2 separate regions of the Homo sapiens genome follow, and region 2 is linked to region 1. The links are chromatin loops, found by intact Hi-C in ENCODE. Cell type or tissue: breast epithelium. All regions are shown on one strand. Links, peaks and the distances in the headings refer to the core of each region. The heading gives the core; the rest is flanking DNA.

The links. A loop is a pair of places that touch in the nucleus more often than their neighbours do. Peaks named below come from ENCODE experiments on the same cell type or tissue, not always from the same donor. Only the 100,000 strongest peaks of a DNase experiment are listed, where the experiment ranks them.
Region 2: it touches region 1 in a loop (12-fold over the local background); 1 of 110 quality-filtered maps calls a loop at or near these places.

Annotation. Positions count from the first base shown.
Region 1 is chr6:2,234,055-2,241,828 of GRCh38, forward strand. The region is part of intron 1 of GMDS (GDP-mannose 4,6-dehydratase); the gene reads right to left. LOC107986512 (a long non-coding RNA gene) reads left to right here. Exons shown (of 2, transcript XR_007059405.1): 2 at 1-257. Among named protein-coding and RNA genes, the nearest start is that of GMDS, 7.7 kb to the right of the region's middle. In breast epithelium, for the core only: no CTCF peak of the experiment used is centred there; no DNase peak of the experiment used is centred there.
Region 2 is chr6:1,721,294-1,729,067 of GRCh38, forward strand. GMDS (GDP-mannose 4,6-dehydratase) reads right to left here. Exons shown (of 11, transcript NM_001500.4): 9 at 5,123-5,219. Among named protein-coding and RNA genes, the nearest start is that of FOXC1, 120 kb to the left of the region's middle. In breast epithelium, for the core only: no CTCF peak of the experiment used is centred there; a DNase peak (open chromatin) is centred at 3,538; H3K27ac peaks cover 1,066 bases.

The DNA of each region.
Region 1 (7,774 bases), core at 1,058-6,057:
ACAGTCTTGTCCTCATGGATTTACACAAACTGAATGTCATTGGTATCAACCATAAAAATAAAGACAACAAACAAAACAAAAACCCTTACTTCTCCTGACTTTCCCAATCCAACAATCCAATCAGTAGCTAAGTCCTTTTATTCTCCTCTCAAACAGCTTTCTTATTCCTTCCTATCCATCATACCTGAGGCTTCACCAAGAACAAGCATTCCTTGTGTACAAAAAGCAGACTCTCTTAAATAAAATATGCAGATTTCTAGATATTTCAATGATAACATCAAAATTCATGAAAATCAAAACAAGATCCTACTGGGAGGCCGAGGCAGGCAGATCACCTGAGGCCGGGAGTTCGAGACCAGCCTGGTCAACGTGGTGAAACCCCATCTCTACTAAAAATACAAAAAATTAGCTGGGCATGGTAGCGGGTGCCTGTAATCCCAGCTACTCAGGAGGCTGAAGCAGGAGAATCACTTGAACCCAGGAGGCGGAGGTTGCAGTGAGCCAAAATCGCACCACTGCACTCCAGCCTGGGCAATAAGAGCGAAACTCCGTATCAAAAAAAATAAAAAAAATAAAATCCTAGCAAACTTACAAGATTTGAAAAGACATAAATTTTCTGACCTCGAGGGCAGGCCCTATTAGCATATGGTAGACACCAGAGAAACATTCTCAAAAATGATAGGAGTAATCTCTAAATGAAGGTATGAGAGTTTACATCAGGTACAATTTTAAAGCAAAAAAAGAGAAAGCATTGAAATTAATGCAAGAAGTTTACGGTCACTCAGTGAGTAAATTAAAAACAAGTGAGGACCTGTAATCCCAGCACTCTGGGAGGCCAAGGTGGGCGGATCACCTGAGGTCTGGAGTTCGAGACCAGCCTGACCAACATGGAGAAACCCCGTCTCTACTAAAAATAGAAAATTAGCCGGGCGTGGTGGCACATGCCTGTAATCCCAGGTACTCTGGAGGCTGAGGCAGGAGAATCGCTTGAACCTGGGAGGTGGAGGTTGCTGTGAACCAAGATTATGCCATTGCACTCCAGCCTGGGCAACAAGAGCAAAACTCCATCTCAAAAAAAACAAAAAAACAAAAAAACAAGTGATGATACGTGTACACAAAGGTGCCACAGCCAACAGAGTTAGAATCATCCCCTTAGGGGTGATGGGGAAGCAGGCATATTCTTCTTCAGGGCTGGAAAAATGTCCTTCTGAGCTAGACTTCTTCAGGCCAACTGAGACTAATCTATCAGATTAAACTTACTAAACATTCCAACAAAATCAAACCTACTATACTTCCCATGCCTATACATACAGGGAAATATAAAATGCCTCCCCCAGGGACAATGCCTAATTCATTCCATACTAAGCACCCAAATCCAGGTCTTATCATTTTGTTCTTCAAGCAAAAAGAAAACAAATGCAAAGCTGGAGCTCCCCATAGTCTGCATGGAGACATAAGAGGAAAACTGGGGCCAGGCACAGTGGCTGACACCTGCAATACCAGCACTTGGAGAGGTTGAGATGGTAGAATTGCTTGAGCCAAGGAGTTTGAAACCAGCCTGAGCAGCACGGCAAGACCCCATCTTAACAAAAAAAAAAAATACAAAAATTAGCCAGGCATAGTGGTGCACATCTGTGATCCCAGCTTCTCGGGAGGCTGAGGCCAAAGGATCGCTTGAGCCCAGGAGGTTGAGGCTCCAGTGATCTGTGTTTGCACTGCTGCACTCCAGCCTGAGCAAGACCCTTTCTGGAAAATAAAAAAAAATAAAAAAAATAAGAAAAAAAAAAAAAGAGGAAAACTGGTCTGTGTTGCCAATCTGGTAAGTTTCAGGAACAAGGCAAACAAATGGTGTTGGGAGCCAGTTCTCTATGGGTCTCTCCAGTTTCTGCATGTCTTATGAGCAGATTGCACTGACAGCTTTTATTGGCTACTATCTTTCCTGTACAGGACATCTGTAGATAGCATTTTAAGATAGCAATAGTGTTTCTCTCTGGAGCAGATGGAAGATTTGTTTGCTATGCAGAATAATAAAAATAATGTCTCCCTCAAAGCAAAGGCTGGGCAGGATTATTAGTTCCCTTATAAAAAATTGGGGTTTCCCAATCTCAGATTTTCTCAACTGTGGTGCATACCCACTGCATGGGCAACATCCACCTAGACCCACCCAGCCACCGTGTTACCCACATGGTCTTTGAGGGGCAAGAAAATACTATACAAACAGAGCTGTCACAAACATGAAGTTCATACTGCCTGCTGACCCAGGAGTGCTGTGTCTTCTGCCATCATCCGTGGAATTTTAAGAAGCTAACTTGTTAGCCTGCAAGTAAGGTAAAATCTCAGGCCTCCCACAATTCTTGACAAACAGGGTTTCTGCTGTCTTTCTCCTTGACTGGGTTTACTCCAACAAGCATATATGCCACACTTGCATTTTGTCCTGCAGGTCTCTTGCAACAAAGCTTCCATTTTGAAGGATTCCACTGTAAACTACAATAAACACGTTTATCAATATTGATCACCAAAAAATACTACTAGTGTCTGCATATACTTGCAAAATTCCAATTCATCATTTTTAAAGAACCGATGTAAAAATATAGTTCGAATAAAGCAATACTAAAAATCTAACTTTTGTGAAAAGTGATAGAAATACAGTACCATTCTAAGAAACATAGAAAAATCATGTTTTGATTTTAAAAGATTTCTAAAAGTGCCAATTAGAGGCTTTTTCACTCAGCATTAAGGAACATATTTTTGTTAAACATGATCAAGCAATTCATTTCACATTACAATCAAACCAAATGCTCAAGCATAATATATATATAATACAACCAAGCTTTGGTGGTTCATTTTCCCAAGTGTAATTAGTCAGTATAAAGAAATACTTTCTATAAATCCCTAGTAAATACCTTTATTTTTTCACTCTTAAGTTTAAAAGAACTTAGTATGAAGATCTGAGAAAGGATTCCCCTAGAATCACATGTGGTAAATTGTTTAAAAGGCACAGTATGAACAGTCTGAAACAAATGAAGTAAATACCCTTCAGCCAAGAACGTCACTGCATATAAAATCATCTAACCTCAAGTCTATGTAACTCAATTCTACATAAGTAAATGCCAAAATAATATCCTGGAAAGCTGAGTCATTTCAATGAGTAAATTTATATAAACAATTGGGTTACTACTTATGGTAAGTCACAAGATTTTGGCAGGAAAATTGCTTACTAGCTTGCCAAAGACTAGGTTTGGCACATTGGTGCCCCACTGCCAAGAACATTACTGATAATCAGCTTTCTATCCTATAGGATTACCTTTCAGACATGTTTTACTCACTCATTTCCTATGTATTAAGCTTATACAGGAATGGTTAATGCAACTGAGCACCTTACTTCTGGAAGTGTGAGATTCCCAAAATTCCTCAAGAAAGGAAGAAAAGCATGAGAAATTGTAAATTGGAAGTTTGGAAGTACCTTTTTTTTTTTTTTTTTTTTTGAGACAAAGTCTCGCTCTGTCACCCAGGCTGGAGTACAGTGGTATGATCTCGGCTCACTGCAAGCTCTGCCTCCCGGGTTCAAGCGATTCTCCTGCCTCAGCCTCCCGAGTACTTGAGATTCCAGGCGCCCACCACCATGCCAGGCTAATTTTTGTATTTTTAGTAGAGATGGGGTTTCTCCACGTTGGCCAGGGTAGTCTTGAACTCCTGGCCTCAGGTGATCTACCCACCTTGGCCTCCCAAAGTGTTGGGATTACAGGCATGAGCCACCTCGCCCCGCCTGGAAGTATCTTTAACATTAGGAAATGCAAATAATCAACAAATAAATAAAGGAGAAAGAAAGGAGAAAACTGAAATATACTAAGAATAGCCTGGTTAACATCAATCATGAAACTAAAGGGAAAGTGTTAATTTTCATGCCTTCTAAGTAAGAGCTACAGAAAGTTCTGGGAGACAGGGAAGAAGACTGGCTAAAGGTACAGCACAGCAGCATGGCCACCTTTAGGACTTGCCCACTCTACAGCAGCCACCTCTGAGCACTTTTAAGTCATTTTTAAGACAAAGAGGCCAGGTGCAGTGGCTCACACCTGTATTATCAGCACTTGGGAGGCCAAGACCAGAGGATTGCTTGAGGCCAGGAGTTCAAGACTAGCCTGGTCAGCTGGTGAGATCCTGTCTCTACAAAAAAAAAAAAAAAATAGTAAAAAAATCAGTCAGGCTTGGTGGCAGCTACCAGGGAGGCTGAAGCAGGAGGATCACCTGAGCCCAGGAGTTCAAAGCTGCAGCGAGCTATGATTGCACCACTGCACTTCAAACTCCAGAGGAACAAAATAATTCACTGTCTTCCCCCAGAAAACTGATTTTCCTTCCCAGTGGTTGCATTTCTGGCCATACTATTACCATCCAACCTGTCACCAAAATGCATTTGCATCCTTGATCTCATTATCCTCATACTTTTACTATTCTCATTCATCCTACATACCCCTAACTGCATTCCCAAGCACTTCTCCATCCTTCTCTCATTCCTTCCCACTGTGAGAACTTATTCATAATAAATAAGAACTATCACTTCATAAACACTACATGCCAGGAACAGTGATAGGCCTTATTATAATATAATCATCATTTGTAATCCACACATCAATTTGTGATGTGGGCATAATTAACTCCATTTTTCTACCCAAGAAAAACCCAAGAATTTAAAACTCCTTCCTCTATCCTAATTTCCCTGATTTGAACTTTACAAACATGTACCAAAATATCACACATACCCCATAAATATGTACAATTATTATGTACCAGTTAAAAAAAAAATCGTTCCTCACCAAAAAGTCACTTCATTCATTTGATATGTCCTACAAAGATGGACAGCTCCAAGTTTTCACTCTATCCTTACAAATTCTGACAACATACAACTCATATGAATTTCTTCTTAGTTTACAAACTTAATTTCAAATTCAGTAAAATTAATAGTTCATTGGTTTCATTTAAAAAAAAAACTATCCTGGCCGGGCACGGTGGCTCACGCCTATAATCCCAGCACTTTGGGAGGCCAAGGTGGGCGGATGACTTGAGGCCAAGAGTTCAAGACCAGCCTGGCCAACATGGCAAAACCCCAACTCTACTAAAAATACAAAAATTAGTTGGGCGTGGTAGCGCACGCCTGTAATCCCAGCTACTCAGGAGGCTGAGGCACAAGAATCACTTGAACCCAGGACACGGATGTTGCAGTGAGTGAGATCATACCACCATTGCACTCCAGCCTAGGCAACAGAGTAAGATCTGTCTCAAAAAAAAAAAAAAAAAATCCAATTGGCTTTATGTCTAAAACTGAAATTACTGCACTGCTTAAATATAAAGATAATTGCATAATTTCTCTATTGTACACATAATAAGTCAGCATGTAATCCAAACATCACACTACTGTAGACTAGGAGCAGCCCTTAGATCCCTAAGAATAACCAGGTAACCCTTTCACTTGACAAGTTAAGAAAAACACTCAAAAAATGTAAGGCTATACAATTAATTGGTATCAAAACCCAACCTCTGATTCCCAGTCCAGAGCTCTTTCAATTAATCACATGTAACAGTCTTTGATTAAGCAGGACAGTACTCAAGACATCTCTCTCACTTCCAATAATGCCAGACCTTTTTTTTTTTTTTGAAATGGAGTCTTGCTCTGTCGCCCAGGCTGGAGTGCAGTGGCACGATCTCGGCTCACTGCAAGCTCTGCCTCCCGGGTTCACCCCACTCTCCTGCCTCAGCCTCCCAAGCAGCTGGGACTACAGGCACCTGCCCCCATGCCCAGCTAATTTTTTTGTATTTTTAGTAGAGACAGGGTTTCACTATGTTAGCCAGGATGGTATCGATCTCCTGACCTCGTGATCCAGAGATTTGGGAGGCCCGCCTCAGCCTCCCAAAGTGCTGGGACCACAGGTGTGAGCCACCACGCCCAGCCCAATAATGCCAAACCTTTTATCCCAGGACTGCAAATCCCAGCAAGGAAGATTTAGAATGGAAGTCACTGCCTACAATCCTCTTATATGAGAAGATAAGACCAGCTCCCAGATCTGCTTTGCACAGTCTTGAAAGACTCACTGGACATTAAATCTGTTGGCCTCCCAGTACTTTATAGCCTTGTGGTTGATTCCAAATATTACAGAACTTTCTGCTTCTAGATAATAGATTCCCCATGCAAAGCAAGGCTAAATAGTAATACCTCCCACATTCAACTTCCTTTCCTAAAAGTCAAGAAATCTTTTATTATTCTGTTAACACTATGGAGGGAAGGTCCATTCCAGTAATGAGGCAAAGGCCACTACTATGTGCAGATTTATTTCCTATTTGATAAGAATTATTCTTCCAACCTGGCAGAAAAGATAAGTGACTTACCCAAAGCCAGTGCAGTTCAGAAAGAGCTAAGCAGTAATTCAAACACCTGTAATCCCAGCTACTCAGGCAGCTAAGGCACGAGAATCATTTGAACCTGGAAGGTAGAGGTTGCAGTAAACCGAGGTCACGTCACTGCACTCCAGCCTGGACAACAGAATAAGACTGTCTCAAAAAAAAAAAAAAAAAAAGAAAAGAAAAAGAAAACCACCTCATAGAAGCTCTCTGTTGCTTCAACAAATATACTTTGAACAAAATGTAATGCACTTTGAACGGTACCTGGCACAAACTAAATGCTCAGTACTTGTTAATTATTTTAATCTACCATAATTATAACTATCACCATCATCATACCACTAGACTATCAATGTCATAAGGAAGATGGTAATTCAGTCTGTTGCATTTGCTGTTCAAAGTGCATTACTTGTAGAATTGGTAGAGAAAAGGGAAACAGATCAGAAAAATTTTTCAAATCTACAACCTGGTCATGTGATAGTGAAAGAAAACAGCATTTTTCAGTAAAGAAAGCCAATGGTGCTGGGGAGCAATCACCTGCTAAAGAGGTTGGCATGGATAAAAGGGAGCCAGGTGCTAATAGTCAGAACAATGGGAAAAGACCCTGAAGGCATCTCAGACATCTTTGAGGCTGTCTCTCCCATCAGAGGCCCAGAGACCTAGGAGGACAGCATGGTTTGGGGAGACAGGCCCGGGGCACAGCTGGCCTGGCACACCTCAAGGAGTCCTGGAACGTCCTACATGCTGCTCCGACATCCTGGCTGCTGCAGTCACAGAATGTCTACCCAATGACCGTACAACCATTGTATCTTGGAAAAAAATTATTCGTTTTTGGTTTTACAGGCTCATAGCTAGAAGGAACTTGCTTTGAGTCTCAGACTTTGAACCGTTAAGTTGGTGCTGGAACAAGTTAAGAATTTTAGGGACTATTGGAATTGTATTTTGCATGAGAAAGATGATTGTATTTTGCATGTGAGAAGGATGAGATCTGGGGGGTCAGGGATGGAATGCCATGGTTTGGATCTTTGACCCCTCCAAATCTCACACTGAAATTTAATCCCCAAGGTTGGAGGTGGGAACTAATAGGAGGTGTTTTGGTCATGGAAGCAGATCCCTCATGAATGCTTGGTGCCATCCTCACAGTAATGAGTGACTCCTCACTCTATTAGCTCCCGCTAGAGCCGGTTGTTAAAAAGAGCCTGGCACCCCACACCCCACCCCACCTCTTGCTTCCTCTCTCACCATGTAATCTCTGCATACACTAGCTCCATGAGTGGAAGCCTAAAGCTTTCAGCAGAAGCAGATGCTGGTGCCATGCTTCTTGTACAGCCTTCAGAACCATGAACCAAATAAACCTCTTTTCTTTATAAATTACCCAGCCTCA
Region 2 (7,774 bases), core at 1,145-6,144, 510 kb before region 1:
TTGAAGTTATTGCTTTCTTAGTTCTAGGTTTTAACCTATGATTTTTCCCTGATATCTATAAAGATTAGGAATAAATATCAGATATCTAAGTAAATAAAACAAAAACCAATCACAACTGAGGAGATTAAAAATACAATGGGAAGAAAAAGAAAAATGAATGTTAAAGACAAACAGTGTAGCAAGGAAAAAAAGGAGTAAACATCAGCTAGTAGAGTTTAAGCCAAGATACTTTTCATGAAAAATACTTGATTTGGGTCTGTGAATGTGTCCCTTTATCCCATTTCCCAAGATGCTCTGCAGAAAAAAAAGGGACTTTTTGTTTGTTTGACTGAAAAAAATCTCTTTGCTTTTTTTTTCTTTTGTTTTGCTTTTTTAGTGGATTGACCATTTGATGTGGTTACAAATTTGGCACGTTAGGATGACTACTTCATTAATCCTTCCTTTGTGAATTTTTAAGTTAAAAATTCTCACATAAGAAGACGACATATTTGTGGTTATTTTATATATATTAATAGGTCAATAGTAGTTTTCTCATATTTACACAATATTTCTGTACTACTTACTGAGTAGCCCCTGAACTTTCAGAAACAGGATCAGAAAGGCTGAAAACCAATAAAAAAATGAGCATCTTAAAACGTGCTTAGTAATACTCACTAGAAGCTTCAAGTATGTTTCATTATCCATTTTTGGCTGGTTAGTCTGCACAAGTCACTAACAATGTCGTTCTGCTTCTCCAAAGATCCTGGACTCCAGGAACTGCTATCACGTCTTTTTTTTTTTTTTTTTTTTTTGAGATGGAATCTTGCTTTGACGCCCAGGCTGGAGTGCAGTGGTGTGATCTTGGCTCACTGCAAGCTCCACCTCCCGGGTTCCCACCATTCTCCTGCCTCAGCCTCCCCAGTAGCTGTGACTACAGGTGCCCGCCACCCTCCCTGGCTAATTATTATTATTAGTAGTAGTAGTAGTAGTATTTTTAGTAGAGATGGGGTTTCTCCATCTTAGCCAGGAAGGTCTCAATCTCCTGACCTTGTGATCTGCCCGCCTCGGCCTCCCAAAATGCTGGGATTACAGGTGTGAGCCACCGCGCCCGGCCAAACTGCTATCATTTCTACATTTGCAATCTCCACAAGGGTGGGGACTGTATCTGTTTTGTTCATCATTGTACTCCTAGGGTCTAGCACAGTGTTTGATAAATACTTAGTGCATGAATGAATGGTTAAGAACAACATCAATATTAGATATTTACTCTGTGCCAGACACTGTACTAATAAGTACTTTGCATAACTGACTCTGTTAATTCTCCAGTAATTCTTTGAAAGAAGTCCTATTATTAATCTTATTTTTAAAAATGAGGGAACAGAGGCACTGAGAAGTTAAGGAACTTGCCTATGGTCGCACAGCTAGTAATCAATAGGTTTCAAACTCAGGCAGTTTGGCCAACAGGCCCACATTTGAGCATAATTACCACTTTCTCTCTAAGAATGAACACACAATGCAATAAATCTGTGCATCAGTGTATGCATGTACAGAAAATTATACACAAGACAGGGGTCTTAAGTGGCACAGAACTCAAGTACTAATGTTATCATCAACAAATACCAGAATTCAGGAGTGATGGAAAATTTAAAGTCTAATTTCCAGGATCAGGCTCTCTGTGGTAACAAACCCCTGTAGGCAGAGTACCAAAAAATGTTGCTCAATTGAGCTTTAATTGGATGCTGGAGTCCTTAGTCCAGAACAAACACTTTGAAAACTTCACACTGGTACAGAAGCGATATTGAAGGTTTTGAGGCACTAAATCAATGAGGAAAAAGAAATTACCAGCACAGGTGGAACTACGCCCTCTATGGAACCACTGGTGGCCTCTTTCAAGCTAGTACCTGCCTTTGCTGAGCAAAGGGCCATTTTTGAGACCATTCTGAGTCTTATTCAAAACATAATATAAAGCTCTATTTCCCTTTAGTCTTGCTGTAGGATATCAGTGTTCTGAGACCTGATGTGTCCTATTTTTTTTTTTTCAAATTTTCTTTATGGCATTTTTTTTTTTTTTTTAGACGGAGTCTCGCTCTGTGGCCCAGGCTGGAGTGCAGTGGCACGACCTTGGCTCACTGAAAGCTCCGCCTCCCGGGTTCACGCCATTCTCCTGCCTCAGCCTCCTGAGTAGCTGGGACTACAGGCACCTGCCACCATACCCGGCTAATTTTTTGTATCTTTTTTAGTAGAGACGGGGTTTCACTGTGTTAGCCAGGATGGTCTCGATCTCCTGATCTTGTGATCCACCCGCCTCGGCCTCTTTATGGCAATTTTTTTTTCCTATCAGTCATTCCGAAATGATTCTAAGAAGACATAGTTATTGGTTTGAGTGTCCCTCTGTGCAGAAGATCTTGGGGGACAGATGACCTAAGCTGATCGGTGAAAGCACTTTTACAGACTATAAGAAGAATAAGAAGCCTTTGGCATGTGCAGGATGGACTGAGTCCCTGAGAAGGAAAGATTCAGTTTAGATGTGAGAGAATTCCACATGTATCCTAAGTTGAATGTAGACAAACCTCAAAGAAGCTTGGTGCTTTTCAGGACTCATACCAAATGGCTCTAGACCATTGGCTCTTGGGACCTCACACCTAACTAAAAGCTTATTTACAATATAGTCTCCAGTTCTGGTTACCTTTCAACTGGAAGAATATTCTCACCCCTGAGGCAATTCAACAGGAGGCTGTCAAGTTGATCCAAGTTTTAGGAAAACTTGTTGTTCTGAGGAATGAGGTTAAAAGTTTAGTCTCACCATACAGGAAAAGCTTACCCAGTGGAATATTAGGTTGAAGTGGAGTGAATGAAATTAATGCAGCCTAGAGGCTTAGAAAGATAAAACGTAGTTCAAGATTCAAAATTGGACAGTAAAGGGAAGCTCAGGAGAGAGCCAAATCGGTGGAAAAATAAAGCAAGCATATGAAATCAGACACCACTCTTATACTCAAAGAATGCTAGTGTCAACAGAGCTGCAGAACAGGTATGATGATAGCACTTGAATGAACAAAAGAAACGGGAGGGATGCGGCGTCGGTCACGGCAGGAAAGGGGGTCGATGCGGATTCAAGAACAGTCTTGTTAGTCTGAGGGTCCTTTTCCTGTTCAGTGAATTCTTTTGTTCTGTGTCCTTATCAATCCCACACCTTGTCTAAGTAGGAATGACAGACAAGCCATTCTTAATGACTTCCTAGCTTTTGAAACTATTTTGGTGTCAGAGAGGGAAAGAGCCACATTTAAGTTGTAAAAATTGAGGTTTCTGTTGGCTTAGTAAATTTCCTTCTCTGAGATGACCATTTTTGATTGTAGATACAGAAAAGCATTTGCATAAATATGTGATCTGTGCAATGTTCCAGAAAATTGACATCTCTGTCGCACCTCATCAGGCCAGAGAGTCAAATGGCAGCACAGCTCAGGGCTCCAGTCGGCAGTCCCTGCTATGTCAGCACAGCGTGGCTGGCATCTTCCTCCCTGAGGGCCAGTACACATCCTCTCCTAGGCACACCCACTCTCCATTAGCACCGGGAACAATGGTTCACTGTGTCAGAGCCCCGGCCACGCCCTGTGCCCGGACAATGCACGACTCCACAGCCCTACCTCTCCCAAGCACTGGTTACTTCCTTTCCTTTTTATTTCCTCCTGTGTGGTAGAGTGCATGAAATACAGTTTTTTCCTTCTGTCTGAAACAAGACATTTTAAAGAGTGGTAAATGATGACCGATTCACTTTCAGTCTCTCTTCACTGGGGTTTTCCTAACCTCTCCAAGGTTGAACAACAGATAGGAATTTGGTTCAGAACACAGGGAAAATGGTTTCAAAAAATTCAATTTTCACAGTTAATGTTCACTAGGTAACACATATGAACGTTTCTCTCTAGAGATGATGCTTTCTATTATCTTTAGGTATATTTCATATGTTGAGCTTTGCTTCCATAGTGAGGATGGACCTCATTAAAGCAATAACAGCAAGCTAGGCAGCTTTATAAGTTTAGGAAAGGAGGATGTTATGTTCTAACAACCATTTTGTAACACAGGAAGTTCTGTATTTAGAAATTCGCCCATCCATCTAGCAATCAGTCAGTATTTATTAAGTACCTACCTTGTTATAGTCTAGTGTAAGATTTTTTTTTTTTTGAGACGGAGTTTCACTCTTGTTGCCTAGGCTGGAGTGCAATGGCGCGCGATCTCGGCTCACTGCAACCTCCGCCTCCTGGGTTCAAGCGATTCTCCTGCCTCAGCCTCCCGAGTAGTGGGGATTACAGGCATGCGCTACCACACCCGGCTAATTTTGTATTTTTAGTAGAGATGGGGTTTCACATGTTGGTCAGGCTGGTCTTGAACTCCTGAGCTCAGGTGATCTGCATGCCTCTGCCTCCCAAAGGGCTGGGATTATAGGCATGAGCCACTGTGCCTGGCCTTAAGATATTTTTTAAAAGTCCCTATTCTCAAAGAGTTCACAATTTGGTAAAGAGAGAAAGACATGTAAACAAATGATTATGGTGGGTTATAGTAGGTACTATAATAGAATTATGTATAGCATATAATGTGGATACAAAGAAAGGAGTGGGAAGGAATTTCAGCAGTACTGATGTATCGGCCAGAAAAGGCTACATGGACAGGGTGGTCCCTGACCTGAGTCTTATAAAAAGCAGGGGAGACCATTTATGGTATAGTGTGCAAGTATGCACTTGTGTATGAGTACACAGACACAGACATAGACATAGCTGGAGAGGACCTAGATGTCCTGCAGGTCTGGGACAGCGTTGTTAAGTCAGGCATCCTGTAGGTTATCAGGGACCAGCCATTAGAATAGGAGACCAACATGAGGAGATCTGCGTGTGATGTGAGATTCCATTTCTGAAATCAATGATTTCTTTTGGTGGGTTTAACTCTTGTTTTCCTTTATAGAGCAATGAAGTTTGTGGTAAGAATGATAATCTCAAATTGAATTCACTGTGTTCTGATTTTGGAAATGCACGCTGAAGGATGCCAGGGAGCTGAACTGACAGCTCCAAAGGCTGGCACCAGGCATTCCATGAGCGCATTTGCCCAGCCAGCCAGCCAAATGTGGCCACGCACTGGGTGGCCAGAGAGTCCTTACCACTTCAGTTGGCCGGTAGTACTTGAGATCCACAGTCACGTGAACTTTGCCGGTCTCTTTACATCTGCCCACTTCATTTTCATTCTTTCCTTCCCACCTGTAAGGAAGATAAACACTGAATCAGCTCCTAATTGCTTGGGAACATTTGGCCATGCTGTAGCACCTTGGGATGCCCCAGCCCTCTCCCCGCAGGAGCGCTTAAGCTCATTAACCACAGCAGCACAGGCTGATGCTCCAGCTGATTATTAAAGCAACGGCGACTTTCAAAGCCTTTCTAGATCTGTTTTGCAAGGGCAGCGTTTTTTTCCTTTTCAAGAAAATCATGACGAATTCAGAAGTGAGACTTTAGAAATGAACAGATTAGCCAGAAAATAAAATTGGGCAACTTTCAGGGATTTCAAAGATTTTGTATTTCTCTAGACCATTCTTGGTCAATTCATTATTATTAATTAATAAATTATTATAAATTAATTAATATAAATTAATGTCTTCTGTCTTCCCTTTTTTTTTCTTTCTTTTGTAGTTTTAGGGATATTCAGAGTTAATTCAACACATTCCATTTGGGAATAAGTTTTGTAACCTAATTAACCATTCAATGCATCCCTGGATCACATACAAGTTCTCCTGCTCTCCCGTCAATGGTGGGCCCCCTTAGTAAGTCTCAGATGATTAAACCTCCAAAAAGTACAGAACTAATTGTTTGTTTCCTGCTGAGTGAGGGTATATCAATATTACTTTCCTATAACCTCCTCTGACCTAGCTAGGATACTGTTTGCACACAAGTTTCCTTCCCTGAACATCCAAGGTTGACAGCAGTAAGGATCCCAGGAGCGAGTCCTCAAGTCCACACTATGCAGGATGAGCTCATATGCTTCGAGATTACCTTCTCGCTAAAATTCTACTTATCCATTTTATGTTCTCATTTTTTATAAATCAAGCCACTCACTTAATGGTAACGTCTGGATGTCTATAATATTACAGAATTTGGGTTATTTATTTTTACATATGAACTTTTTTGCAAAGAAAGAGAAGAAATTAACAAGTATGACATGTTTGACTTTACTGTTTATCCTTAGAACTGGTTTGCATTATGAGCTGGAGATGAATCCTATGGACACAGGACAATTCTGTGTGCTCTCGGGGTCAGAGTCATCATGGGGAAGACAAAATTAGTTACCTGCCTATGTAAGCCACAGGCACCACTGAAAATGAACATTAAATGTTGATCCCAGTTATATTTTGGAATAGGTTGAGAATTAAAGACATAAACTGACCTCATAAGCCTTATTTCTGATGAATCACCTGAATGTTCTGTCAAATCACTTCTTGGTAGCAAAGGGGAAATATTTCACCGTTGGAGGAATAATCAGTTTGTTAGTGTGCTGAATTTACCAATGGACTCAAGGCAAGTATGAAAACTGTCCTGTGACACAGAGAATTATATAGCGCAGTATGTTGAATAATATACAGCTGTACAACTGGTCATTTCCCCATGACTTTTATATTAATTAATTAACACAAAAAGGGATGTTTGGTAATTTGTTTTCATTTCTTCCTTAATGTTGATTAGATCAATTTGGCAGGTCATATAGGTCTAAGAATTTCAAAGCAAGGGAATTGGTAGGTAGGATCAGAGCTAAGTTTTTGGAAAATTCACCGGGAAACGGTAAGTGGATGTTTTGGAGCATGGAGATTGAAAGCGTTTTAAAACATAACCTGAAGGAATGATGACCCTCATACATCTCCTGTGGATAAAGACCAAATCTTAGCTAATATCCACAGGAAGGGAGGACAATTGGTTAAGTCATTATTATTATTTTTTTTAAATAACTATCTAATTCTAAAGTTAATTGTTTAAGTAGAACCTTTTAAAAAAATTTTGGTTAGGCTTTCAGTAGATGAAAGTATATTTGTATTTCACAGGCATGTTTGATCTATTTTTGCTCACATTTCGTTCTTCGCAAAGAGAAACAAGTTCAGCAGATACTTGCGTGATAGTACCTCCAACCAAGTCAAAGGGTTAACAGAAATACCATTTACAATTCTGCTGACTGATTTTTCGCCTGTAGCTGGCCACGCTGACTTATGTGCGCACCAATATTCCACTGTTCTTCCACTGGTAAATCTCAAATGCCACAACCATGAGAACTGGTGATTCAAATCTATTTATAATTCAATTTTTAAAAAATCACACACAAACACACACACATATTTAAATCGACAAAGCCTTGGTAAAGACTTGGAGAGCTTTTCTTGTTTTAGGAGGGAGCGTGTGAGTCAGGAGAGGACTGAGGCCGTGCCTGAGGGGTCTTTAGACTTTGGTGGGGTCTGTAAACTGTTTCTGTGAAGAGCCAGACAGTAAATACTTAAAGCTTCACAGATCACATATAGTCTCTGTTACATATTTTTCCTTTCTCCTCTTTCTTTTTCTGTTTCTTCTTCCTCCTCTTATTTTTTCTTCCTTATTATTTTCTTCTTTTTTTAAACCACGCTTTAAGACTGTAAAACCTGTCCTTACCTCCAGGACAGTAAAAAAAAAAAACAAAAAACAAAAAACCAAAAACAAAACCAAAAGGGCCTCAGCTGGGATTTGGCCCACAGGCTCCAGTTGCCCACTCCTGCTTCGGCCGATCAGGTTAATGGTATCGCCTC